Linked DNA regions of Homo sapiens: region 1 is linked to region 2. Evidence: chromatin loops called from intact Hi-C (ENCODE). Cell type or tissue: A673. All regions are shown on one strand. Each heading gives the region's core, and the rest is flanking DNA. Links, peaks and the distances in the headings are about the cores only.

The links. Peaks named below come from ENCODE experiments on the same cell type or tissue, not always from the same donor. Only the 100,000 strongest peaks of a DNase experiment are listed, where the experiment ranks them.
Region 1: a loop joins it to region 2, with 7 times the contacts of the local background. A loop is called at or near these places in 1 of 110 quality-filtered maps.

Annotation. Positions count from the first base shown.
Region 1 is chr17:57,480,027-57,485,404 of GRCh38, forward strand. The region is part of intron 6 of MSI2 (musashi RNA binding protein 2); the gene reads left to right. Among named protein-coding and RNA genes, the nearest start is that of MSI2-AS1, 130 kb to the right of the region's middle. In A673, for the core only: no CTCF peak of the experiment used is centred there; DNase peaks (open chromatin) are centred at 595, 1,045 and 2,105; H3K27ac peaks cover 2,766 bases.
Region 2 is chr17:57,545,908-57,551,285 of GRCh38, forward strand. The region is part of intron 7 of MSI2 (musashi RNA binding protein 2); the gene reads left to right. It overlaps LOC107984993 (a long non-coding RNA gene), which reads left to right and starts at 3,426. Exons shown (of 2, transcript XR_001752947.3): 1 at 3,426-5,378. In A673, for the core only: no CTCF peak of the experiment used is centred there; DNase peaks (open chromatin) are centred at 2,164 and 2,654; H3K4me3 peaks cover 380 bases; H3K27ac peaks cover 1,894 bases.

The sequences.
Region 1 (5,378 bases), core at 193-5,192, 66 kb before region 2:
GAGTGCAGTGGCGCAGTCTCAGCTCACTCTGCCTCCCCAGGTTCAAACGATTCTTCTGCCTCAGCCTCCTGAGTAGCTAGGATTGCAGGTGCCCACCACCATGCTCGTTTAATTTTTGTAGAGATGGGGTTTCACCATGTTGGCCGGGCTGCTATCGAATTCCTGACCCCAAGTTATCCACCTGCCTCAGCCTCCCAAAGTGCTGGGGTTACACATGTGAGCCACCACGCCCAGCCACGAAGGCTCTTTTGTCAGGAGAAAAAGCTGTTTCAAATATCAGCCTAGCAAAGTTAAAATATGAAGAATTAATGTTGGCATGTTAGATATCAATGTAACCATTAAAAACAAACCCAAAATAAAACCCCCCAAAAGCTATAACTTTCTTAATATTTCTTAGGCCAATAAACAGGACTCATGTTGACATTAACTGAAGTTCAGGCTCCAACCAGCAGCAGGAGAGTTTTGAAGCTGCAGAAGAGATTTCTTGTCACCTTCATCAGAGTATCTGCCTTACCCTAAGCCCTTCAGTAATATATTCAGAATTTCAAGATTGGATCATGTGAGCAGGACTTAACAGGCCTACCTCTGCCTGAGCTTGGCTGGGTTTCAGACCTCAGCCGCAGAGACGAGGCACTATAAATAGACGAGGGAAAGAGATTTAGCTCAAAAATCCTGTGTTCTCAGAATTGCCACCTTCTACCTTTTGGGCCAAGCTGTCCTAGCGTTGAAGCCATGATGTTTGCCTAGGTAACTTGGCATGAGTTAGTTTTCATGCCAGCCCACACCCCAGTCACAGAACCATGGTTCCTTGATATTAGGTGAGCATTGACAAGAAGGTGACTTTAGCCTTGGCCCTAAATATGAGGAATACAGTCAGAGAACTTCTTCCTTAGTGGCATGCAGTGAAAGGAGTGGGTTTGTATTGCCAGTGACCATTAGGATGTGAAGACTGGAGATGGCATTGATAAGGGAGACTCATAGGATTTCAGTGACTCATAGTACAGGATGGTATACACAAGGCACTGGAGAAAGACCCATTTCCTCTGGGTTCATGGTAATTACAAATGCCTTTAGTAATCTCCCCAGGCTGTTAACCATTGTGGGTGCAAGGAAATCTGGGTTTTCAGTGACAAGGTATTAAAGCCTGCATTTCCCTGTTGTTAGTAGTTGCTGCTTCTTAGCTTGATTTCCTTGAAGAGACTGAAGAGTAGCAGCCGGCAAGTAATGTCTTTCAAAAGGATATATCCATTCTGCTGAAAAGCATGGAACCAAAATAATCTGTAACCTATTCCACCCAAATAAATAAGTCAGCAAATAAGTCTGCTTTCATTGTATTGTCTTCTCCATAAATATCCTTTAAATTGAGGCTGAGTGACAAGATATGCTTCTGCCACTAAAATGGTATCACTGATGATATTGAAAGAGCCTTTAAAATACCACAATTGTCACTGAAACTATACTTTGCTTTTTTTCCCCCTTCTCCTTTGCTAGTAACTAGGTCTCTTTGGGAATTTTTAAAGTGACAATTGGTAGATTGTAGTCGATGATATTTCTTCCACATAATACTTCTGAATGCCACTCAACTCTGCCTTGATTGGCTCCAAATATCCCAAAGAAGAAAAATGTTTCATTTGAAAATGTAAAGCTTATTGGAGGTCATTTGCTCCCTAACTTTTACCCCTTTGCAGAAGGGGCAAGGAAAAGGCAACAGTGGTAAGACTCGGCCTCAAAGGAACATAACTGCTGTCAAAATCAATCCATAGCTATCGGCTTGAGTACAGGGTGGTATATGCTTATTAGATTCTCAAATGTTATTCAGCTTGATTGCAGCTTTTATACAAAGGAGTTAAGACACGGGTAGGAAAGATAATAGAACTATAAATTGCAAGACAGCTTCTTATGAAATCAGTAAATTATTCATTTAACAGTTCACTCTTTGTTGATTTCATGTTGCTATGGCACCTCAAGATGGAGGCGAGTCAGTCCACCGGCCCAACCAGGGGCCTTACACAGATGCACAAATCCTGGTGGAAGGCAGATAATGCATTACGTACAACCTTCGGCCACATGATAAATTGCCTGTTTATCTGGCAAATTCCAAGGAGATCTGCTGGAGAGAACTGAAAGAGATATCTCACAGTGGCTAACATTTCTTGGAAGAGACCCAGCCATCTCAGGGTTTGAGTCAGAATCTGTTTAAGAAGGCATTAAGAATGCATTGTCTTGGAGTGTCTTGCCTGTCTCCCGAGATTGTTGGAAACACCATCGGCTCACAGTTGCTTTGGCGTTCACGCTACAGTAAATGCCTGACTTCATTTATTATTTTGATGGGCAAAGAAAACTGCCTGCCGACAGCCATGCTCCTTCCTAAGCTCTTCCCAGACTTACTTTTGTAGTCCTTCTCTACCCGTGTACAATTTGATTTCTTGCTGCTTGTTAAATTATTGTACTTACGAAATATATTGCCATGGCCAAGTCTGTCATTCGTGTACATGGCGTGGAAGGGAGTTTGGGTGCCAGAGGAGTTAGGAAGCTTGATGCTGTTGTTGGCCGTGACTTTGGTGACAGTGTGACCTTGGACAAGTTCCTTTATCTCTAGGGTCTCAGCATCTTCATCTGAAGCATGAGAAGTTTGGGGTGGTCCCTTCCTTCTTTAACCTCCCGAGACTCTGTGCCTCTCACATGTATAGATTCCCTGTTTGTAGACAGCAGTGCTGTTATGGGGACCTCTGAAGGCTATCTGAATGTGCCTGCATTTAGCAAGTCAAGGCCAGACCCTCCAGATGCACTGGACTGTGGGGACATTTTGTGTGAGTGAGACTATTAAGAATTTAGCAGTTCATTCTGACAGCTTGATAGATGGAGTGGTTTTGCATGGCATCCATGTAGGAATTGACTAAAAAGGAAACATTTTCTGAGAGTCCGGCTGTGTGTGCATGCTGGGAGGTTTTTCTCAAATCAGATTTTAAAACTTTGCTCTGAAAGACCAACAACAATAACCTAATCCAATATCCTTGTATATTTGATTCTACTGACCATAACATTTCTTAATTTCTGCTTTTGGCTTCTGTAGCCTAATATACTAATGATAATAAGTATTAGTGTTGTATTAGGAGGTAGATGCTATTATCCCTCTTGCATTGGTTGGAGTCTAGTTAGGGGATAGAAACCATGCTAGTTGAGCTGTTCTGCTTATAGAGTAGCCATTCTTTATTCCTTTACTTTTTTAATAAACTTGCCTTAAAAAAAAAAAAAGAAAACATGCTAGTTGTTTGTACACAGAGAGTTAAGCTAAGGAAGTGTTCATGGGGATGTAAAATTAACTAACTGAAAGAGTAAAAAGAAAACTAAGGAATTGGTTCTTCAATATTAGGGTGCATCCGAATCACCTCTGGGGCTTATTCAAACACAAATGACTGGCGCCCCCCAAATTCACATTTCTAATACGTTTTCGAGTGATGCTGATGTGGCTGTTTTGCGGGGCCACGCTTTGAGAACCACTGCTGCCAGGTACTGCGGAGGTAGCAACTGCAGGAAGCCACCACCCTTACCCTACCTAGGGCTGATGAGGGAAAGACTAAAACTTAGATGTTTGGAGGAGGAACCCAAGGCCTCTGAGGAGGGATCTGGGCCACTGGTGCTCATGTCTCTGAGGGGGTGGATGCTGTGTTGCTGGTTCTGCAAGTGTTGGGAGAAACTACACGCTGGATTCAGCTGCTGGTACAGGAAGGCACCTTTACTGCCAGGATGAAGAAGCATTGCTGGGGTGATGCTCACAGGAACCACAAGCCAATAGGAAGCCCCCAGGCAGCAGATGGGAGGGAGCAAGACCCTCTTCCTCCTCCAGCCTTAGGGTCTCCCTCTAGCACACGCTGTTGGCAGAGCCTACCAGGGAGCTAGGGGCAAATCAAAAATGTAAGTGGTTTGTAGGGTCCCAGGTCTAGTGGAGAATAAGTATAAAAGGGTGGGTTTGGAACCGAGAGCTGGTTTTACAAATGGAGAAACGGAGGCACTTTCCCAAGGTCTCTCATACTGGGTGGCAGGGATGGAATTTGAACCCAGGTAGTTTGGCTGCAGAGCCCTTGTTTAACCCCACCTCAGGCTGTTGGCTGAGAGGCCATTCTCTCTGGCTCACCTTCCTCCCTGTGACTGTTCTTGGCCTCCGTTAGCAGTCGCTTCTCTTTCCCTGCTCCTCAGGCAGATGCCCGTAGGACTTCATTCCCTGCATCTTCTCCCTCCACCTCTACCCCTAGCATCACCTTTAGGTGAGTGGGTCCATGTCTGTACCTCCACCCTTGGCTCCTTCGGGGGAAATGCCAAGCTTGGAAGGCCAGTGATTTCCTGGACGTTTCACCTGGAATGTTCTGTAGATTCCTCAAATATTTCTTCCCCCTCGGAACTCAGTACTGTCAGCCTCAACAGCTTCCTTTCTTCTGATTATTTCAGATTCTAAATCTGTTTTTCATTAGACTGGCTTAGTAGTTACCACAGCCTTCTTTGTACACTTCTCTACCCAGTTTATCCAGTAAACTGTGATTAGAGAAGTGTGCCTTAAAAACAACTGTGTTCATGTCATTCCTCTTCTTCCCTGTGGCCTCTGAAGAAAGCTGAGGCTTCTCAGAAAGCAGTTGTCTTCATTGCTGAGTGCTTGGACCCTCTGTGGAGCATGCCCTGTGTCCTTTCCCTAGGTAGTTCCAGCTTCTCCAGCCCTGCTGGGCTACTCATGGCCTTGGCTTCCGTCCTCTCTCAGACCACCCATGGTTGTTTTTGTCACTCTCATGTCAGCAATGCCACCATTTCCACCCCATCAGAACTCTTACCTGTGCTCGAAGACCCAATTCCACTGCCACCTGCTCCATGAGGCCTTCCCTGCTTCTCTCTCGGGGAAACATGGTCTCACCTTTCTGTAAACTCCCCTGGGTTTTATCTGTGTCACTCCTGCACAGGCAAGGCCCTCTGCCCACTGGAGGCTGAGTCTTTGTCTGAGCAGATTCATATCTTTTCTGTTTCTGAATTTCCCAGGGTGCCTCGTGTAGAGCCCTTAGTGCCGGCTCACTGCAGAGCTGAGTGTTTCCAGTTCAAATGGGTGTTCCCAGAGTGGGTTTTGTTTCCCATTTAAGAACAGCCTTCCTGTCATCCAGCCTCAAACAGGTTGGCCTGGACTATTCTAGTCTTAGGAAAGGTGGCCCAGGTGTGAAGCCACAGGCCACACTGTTGCTTTTAGCACAAGTTTCACAGCGAGGAACAGGGACTCTGCCCTCAGTTTTCTCTGTTGGGTTACTTTCATGTCTACTCAATTGAGAGTTTTAAATCCTTTTATTTCTAAAGATCGCCTGGTTAACGTATGAAGCTTTCTTGGGTCCATGTTGGCCTGTTGT
Region 2 (5,378 bases), core at 103-5,102:
TGAAGTGCCATTTGTGAAGACCTGGTATTTATTGTCCTAGATTATTGGGGTGGGGGAGGGTGAGGCAGCAGAGGGGACACTTATCATCCCGTCAGGGCTCGACAGCCGAGGGGCAGCTGCTGGGTGCGAAGGCCACAGTCAGCGGGAGGCCCCTGTGTGTAACTGGAGATTCCGGGGCGATTATGCCCAATTTATCACGCACCTCATGAAAATACAATCCACCACCAAAATGACTGCTTTTGGAAACTGTCTTGTCTCTTTTGAGCCGAGACTGGAGACAACCAGACAAGGTTCGGTGGTAATGAATAAAGAAACATTACTTTCTGAACACAATCTTCTGTCACCAGTCACTTTTCAACAGACATTCAATCAAAATGCTAATAGCAGCGGCAACAAGGGACCGCGGTTATTGTAATACTAATTGATTGGTTGGAGGGTGGGTTTTGATAAGTGCAGCCGAAGATTTCTGAAATATGATTCTCCTTAATTACTGTGATGCTAATAAAAACGAACAAATGATTTAATGATGATTTCCTGGGTAATGGCTTAAAGATTTTGTTTGAGTTTAAAATGAGATAGGGTAAAAAATACACCAGAAAAATAGGGCTCTGGTGGGTGGCCTTGCCTTTATCAAACCTAGGCATGGGGATTCAAATCCAAGAATGCCCTTGGAAGGCTGTGTGGCATGGTGATAAAGGCCTCTCCTGGGCAGCCAGGGACGACCAGGCTGTGGGTGGATTCCAGCTTGAAGTCATTGGCACTTCTGAGAGTGGATGCTGATCTGTCCATGTGTTCCCTTTGGGTTTCCCCAGGATGGCCAGGCTGTAGCCTCCCGCTGTGGGGCAGAGTGAAACCCCCTGCCCCAGGAGAGGTACATCTGTGCTTGAGGCTCTGGGGCTTCATGCTCTTGTCCCACGGCCACTGTGTCCTGGGCCCTTCCATGTTCCAGGTGCAATGCTAGTTCTGGCAGTACTGCAGGGAACAAGGCAGGCCAAATCCCAGCCCTCCTGAGCTCATGTTCTGCGGGGAGAAGGAACATACATCACACGATTTCAGGTACTGCTGAGGGCTAAGAAGAAGAGAAAATAGGGAGCTGTTGGCGAGGGGGCCTGGGCCTACTCTGTTTAGGTGGGTAGCTGGGAGTGGCCTCCCTGAGGAATAGGCCTTGGACTTGGGAGGCAGAGAACTGTGAGAAAGGCATTCCAAGGAGCAGATAACAGCAAGTGTGCAGGACCTGGCATGGGAAGGAACTGATTGATGTGTTGGTAGGACAGGTGGAGGGCTGGGGCCTCCAAGAGGGACAGTGGTAGAGATGACTGAGAGAGGCAGACAAGCGCTGGATGGTAAATGACTTGTGAGCCAGGCAAGGCAGATGGGAACCCTCAGGAGGAGGTCAGAAGGGCAGAGGCATATGGCTGGTGCTCTAGAAAGATCCCAGTGGCTCCCTGAATTAAGGAAGGACGGGGATGCATGTTTGGAAGCAGGGTGGCCAGTGGAAGTTTATTGGAGAAGTGCAGTGGAGAGCTGATGGCGTCTTGGGTGAGGGTTGTACAGTGGAGGTGGGGAGAGGCAGTGGGATTTAAAATTTATATTTGGAGACAAGTTATGGTAGATTCTGATGGATTGGAAATGGGTTATGAGGTGAGGGGAGAGAGAAAAATTAGAGTGAACTCTAGGTTCTTGGGTTGAGCTCTTGAGGGATGGTAGTGCTATTCAATAGTATGGGGACTGCTTTGGTGGAAGGAACACATTTTAAGAAGAAAATCAGTTGTTCTGTTTGAAATTCCCATTGGGATCCATTTGGTGATGTTTAGTAGTTGCATAGACAAAAAGTACACACACACACACACACACACACACACACACACACACACACACACACGTCTCTGGAGAATTAACATAACCTACCCAATTGTTTTTGCATAAACCTCTCTAAGGAAAGGATTGTTTCAGGGGAACTCTGAGTAGATTTTATCATCAGTGTGGTAGACAGTGAAACTTGGAGAAAGGGTGGTTGTTTGGTCCCTAAACACTCCAGTTTTTCTAGCATTCAGGGTCCCCTGTGCTTTTCTGTTGCAGTTCATCCAGAGTGTTTTGTGAATGATGTTGCATTCAAGAATCAAAGCATCATTGCATCCACCCCAACAGGGAAGAGAGATCCCATAGATGTGGACGCTCTTTAGTACGCATCGTGGCATCCTCCTCCCAGTGTGTGTAGAGGGGTTTGGGCTCACTGTGAATGTCCTAGGAAAACCAACTCTGGGGTCCAAAGCCCTGACCACTCCCTTCTTCTTAACAGCTCCCTGGGTCTCTCAGATTTCAAGGGCTTAACCTGTACAGAGGGGCTTACCCTTTGTATCCCTGTCCATGCAGATCATAGGTGGGCCTCCCTGGGGTGGGTGCAGCTCTGACATATTAATTCGTTTAAAAAAAAAATCAGATTTGTGTTATTGGGGTGGGAGTGGGGGCTTAATTGGGGCGGAGAGGCAGTGATAGCCTTCCTTTCAATTTGTCAAGCTTTCTTTCAAAAGATCTGCCAAAGAAGAAAGGGTAATTAATAGGCTTGAAGTCATTTCCGATGTGTCAGGATTTCTGCCTTGCTTCCAAGTGATAATGTTCGCAGGCTCCGGGCCTCTAGGGAGCCTTCCGTCTTATTAACTTGTCTGGGAGAAACAGGGAGTAGGGACAGCTCGGGCCAGTGGGTGACAGGAAATAAAGATTTGTGGTGTAGTGAGCTGTAAACACTAGGGCTGGAGAAGTTTGGTGTGGGGGGCTGGGAGCGGGTGGGGGTGGTGCAGAGGGAGAGGGTTTGCTCTCAAACTCCACTTCATGAAGCAAAGTCCTAGAGTTTCCTGGGTCAGATGGCCATTCGGAGTCAGCCCGGATAACCCCAGGGAAGAAGTGCTTTTTAATGAGCAGTGTTTAGACACTCGGCAATTTTTGTGTGTGTTCACCTCTTCACCCCTTACTTCTCACTGTTTGTTTACCCTTCCCCCCCCCACCCCCCCGCCAAAAAAAATCATCTCCCACTGAAAAGATCTTTGGACTTTACAGTGGTTATTCTCACAAGCCCTGGACATTGTCTGCACACATAGACACCAAACTTTTGACTTTTCCAAAGACAGAATTATTTTATTTGTTTGTTTTTTAAAAGGCTTGGTCTCACTATGTTGCCCAGGCTGGTCTTGAACACCTGGGCTTAAGTGATTCTCCCACCTGGGCCTTCCAAAGTGCTAGGATTACAGGCGTGAGCCGCCGGGCGCCGGCCGACAGAATTGTTAATGAGTATATATTAAGCATCTAATTGTGCATGCTGCCATCTAAGACTTGGCCAGTTATGTGGGCTTGGTGCCTAGCCTGCAGGGGTTTATGCTTTGCGAAAACAAGCCCACCTCCCCACTGCCCTTTTTTTTTTTTTTTTTTTGCAACAAATGGGTTTAGTTGCACAGTGCCCAGCATGGGCTGCTGTCCGGCAACTAAAGTCGTGGTTGAGAGTATGGAGAAGGGATACTGTTTTCCTTCCATTTCCGGTAGTTGCTCACTACCATGACCCTGTTGTTGTGATAGCTCTTTGCTGTCCTTTCTACCTCACCTTCACCCTATCCTCAGCTATAATACCGTTTAGCTTTGCAGATTAGGAGCTGGGTGAATATAATGGTTCGAGTGAATGGATGAATGAGAATAGTCATTGTAGGCACTGCTGAGGCTTTTTCATACATCCCCACATTTAATGTTTACAGTCTAGCCCCTCCATTTACCTAATGGGTGACTGATACTCAGAGAGGTTAAGTAACTTGACCAAGGTCACACAGCCAGTAGGAGGTGGAGATTGGGATTTGAACCCAGGAATCCTGTTTGACGATAGCTCCTTGACCCCTAGGTGGGCTCCTGCATTTGTACTCAGGGGCAAGGCATCAGTAGTTGGCAGAGATCTTAGCTTGATGCCCAAGGCCTTGCTGAGTAGAGAAGGGAGTTCAAGAGAGGCTTGGAGATGGTCCCTTTTTGGAGCAACCTCTGACTGCAGGGAGGTCAGTTGAGACCCTGGACAGGCATCCAAGCATTTGGAGGAGGGTTGATGCTGGAGCAGGAGCAGCATCTTCACAGGCTGTGGTCACTCCTGAGCTGGGGGAAGCCACCCTGCCTGTCTCCTCTCCCTACCCCATCCCCGCCTTAGTTGTCAGTGAATGCGGTCTTTTCTGAGCTAATTAGAAATCTCAATAGGATCGAGAATAGCTGCCGAAGACAAACGCCCCTTTTAAGTGCTATCAGTGCATGGGAGAGGGGGCTTGCAGAACTGTTCTTAGAGCTTGGGTTTGGTGGCTCCGGCTGGCAGCAGGAAGCAGTGGTTGTCAAGGCCTTACGGCAGCTAGCCTGGGGAGGACAGCATCCCAGGCGACCTTCAGGATCAGTGCAAGCACAGATCTCCTTGACGGACACCCCCGTTTGGGACTTGTTCTTCTCCTTTGTTAACAAAAGTGCTTAAGAAGTAAAAATTGAGTTAGTATAGGAAACCTGAAGTAAATAATGCTGGCTTCAGCTATATGCAAGCTGTTCCTCACACACTGTGCTTTTCATTGTTTAAAATAGCAAGGTTTGGATTTGGGGGGGTCACAGGGAAAGAACACGATGTCTCTTTTACTTTTGTTTTTGTTTTGCCTCTTTTTACCTTTTCTTTTCCAAAAGTAATTTTTGGGACAGAATCAGAAGTGAAGCAAAAATCCAAACGAGCTCTCCGTTTTCTTAATACCTGTCTCCCCTTGTCTTTTTCTGTCAGGTTTGAAGCCGGGCTGGAAAATGTTGGAGATTTTCAGCCTGGGGAAGAGTCGAGGTTCAGGACATTTTTCCTTTTCCTAGGAAAACTCAGAGCAGGGTTAGACAGTTCGCACATCCAAGACCAACACGCATAGGCACACACGTAGCCCTCTGTCTAGGGCCTGATTCAGTCTGCATTCGAGAGTGTTCTGAATGAGAGCACTGTGTTGGCGTCTTCCACACCAGCCTCACTTCACAGGAGAATTTTTCAGGAGCCATTTTTCTATTAAACTCAAGAGCAGAAATTGATGGGGGGATGGGTGCTCTCTGGAGATGTAATTTGAATTTATTTATTTTAATGATTAAAGAGAAAGAATGGTTATTATTCACATGAATGACCTTCTCCCGGTGCTTTTTTGAAAGGAGTTGTGTTGGTTTATTCAAAGTGGCTTAGAACTCACATAATGGCTTACTTCTGTGGAGCTTTCTGAATGAAGCCATGAACTGGGAGGGAATCAAAGTCCCCTTATTTCAGTGCCGGGAGGTAAATGGATAGGGGACAAAAGGAGCAATATTATGTCTCAGACTAAATAAGGTCTCCAGATCAGGGGCTGAACCTGCCCCGG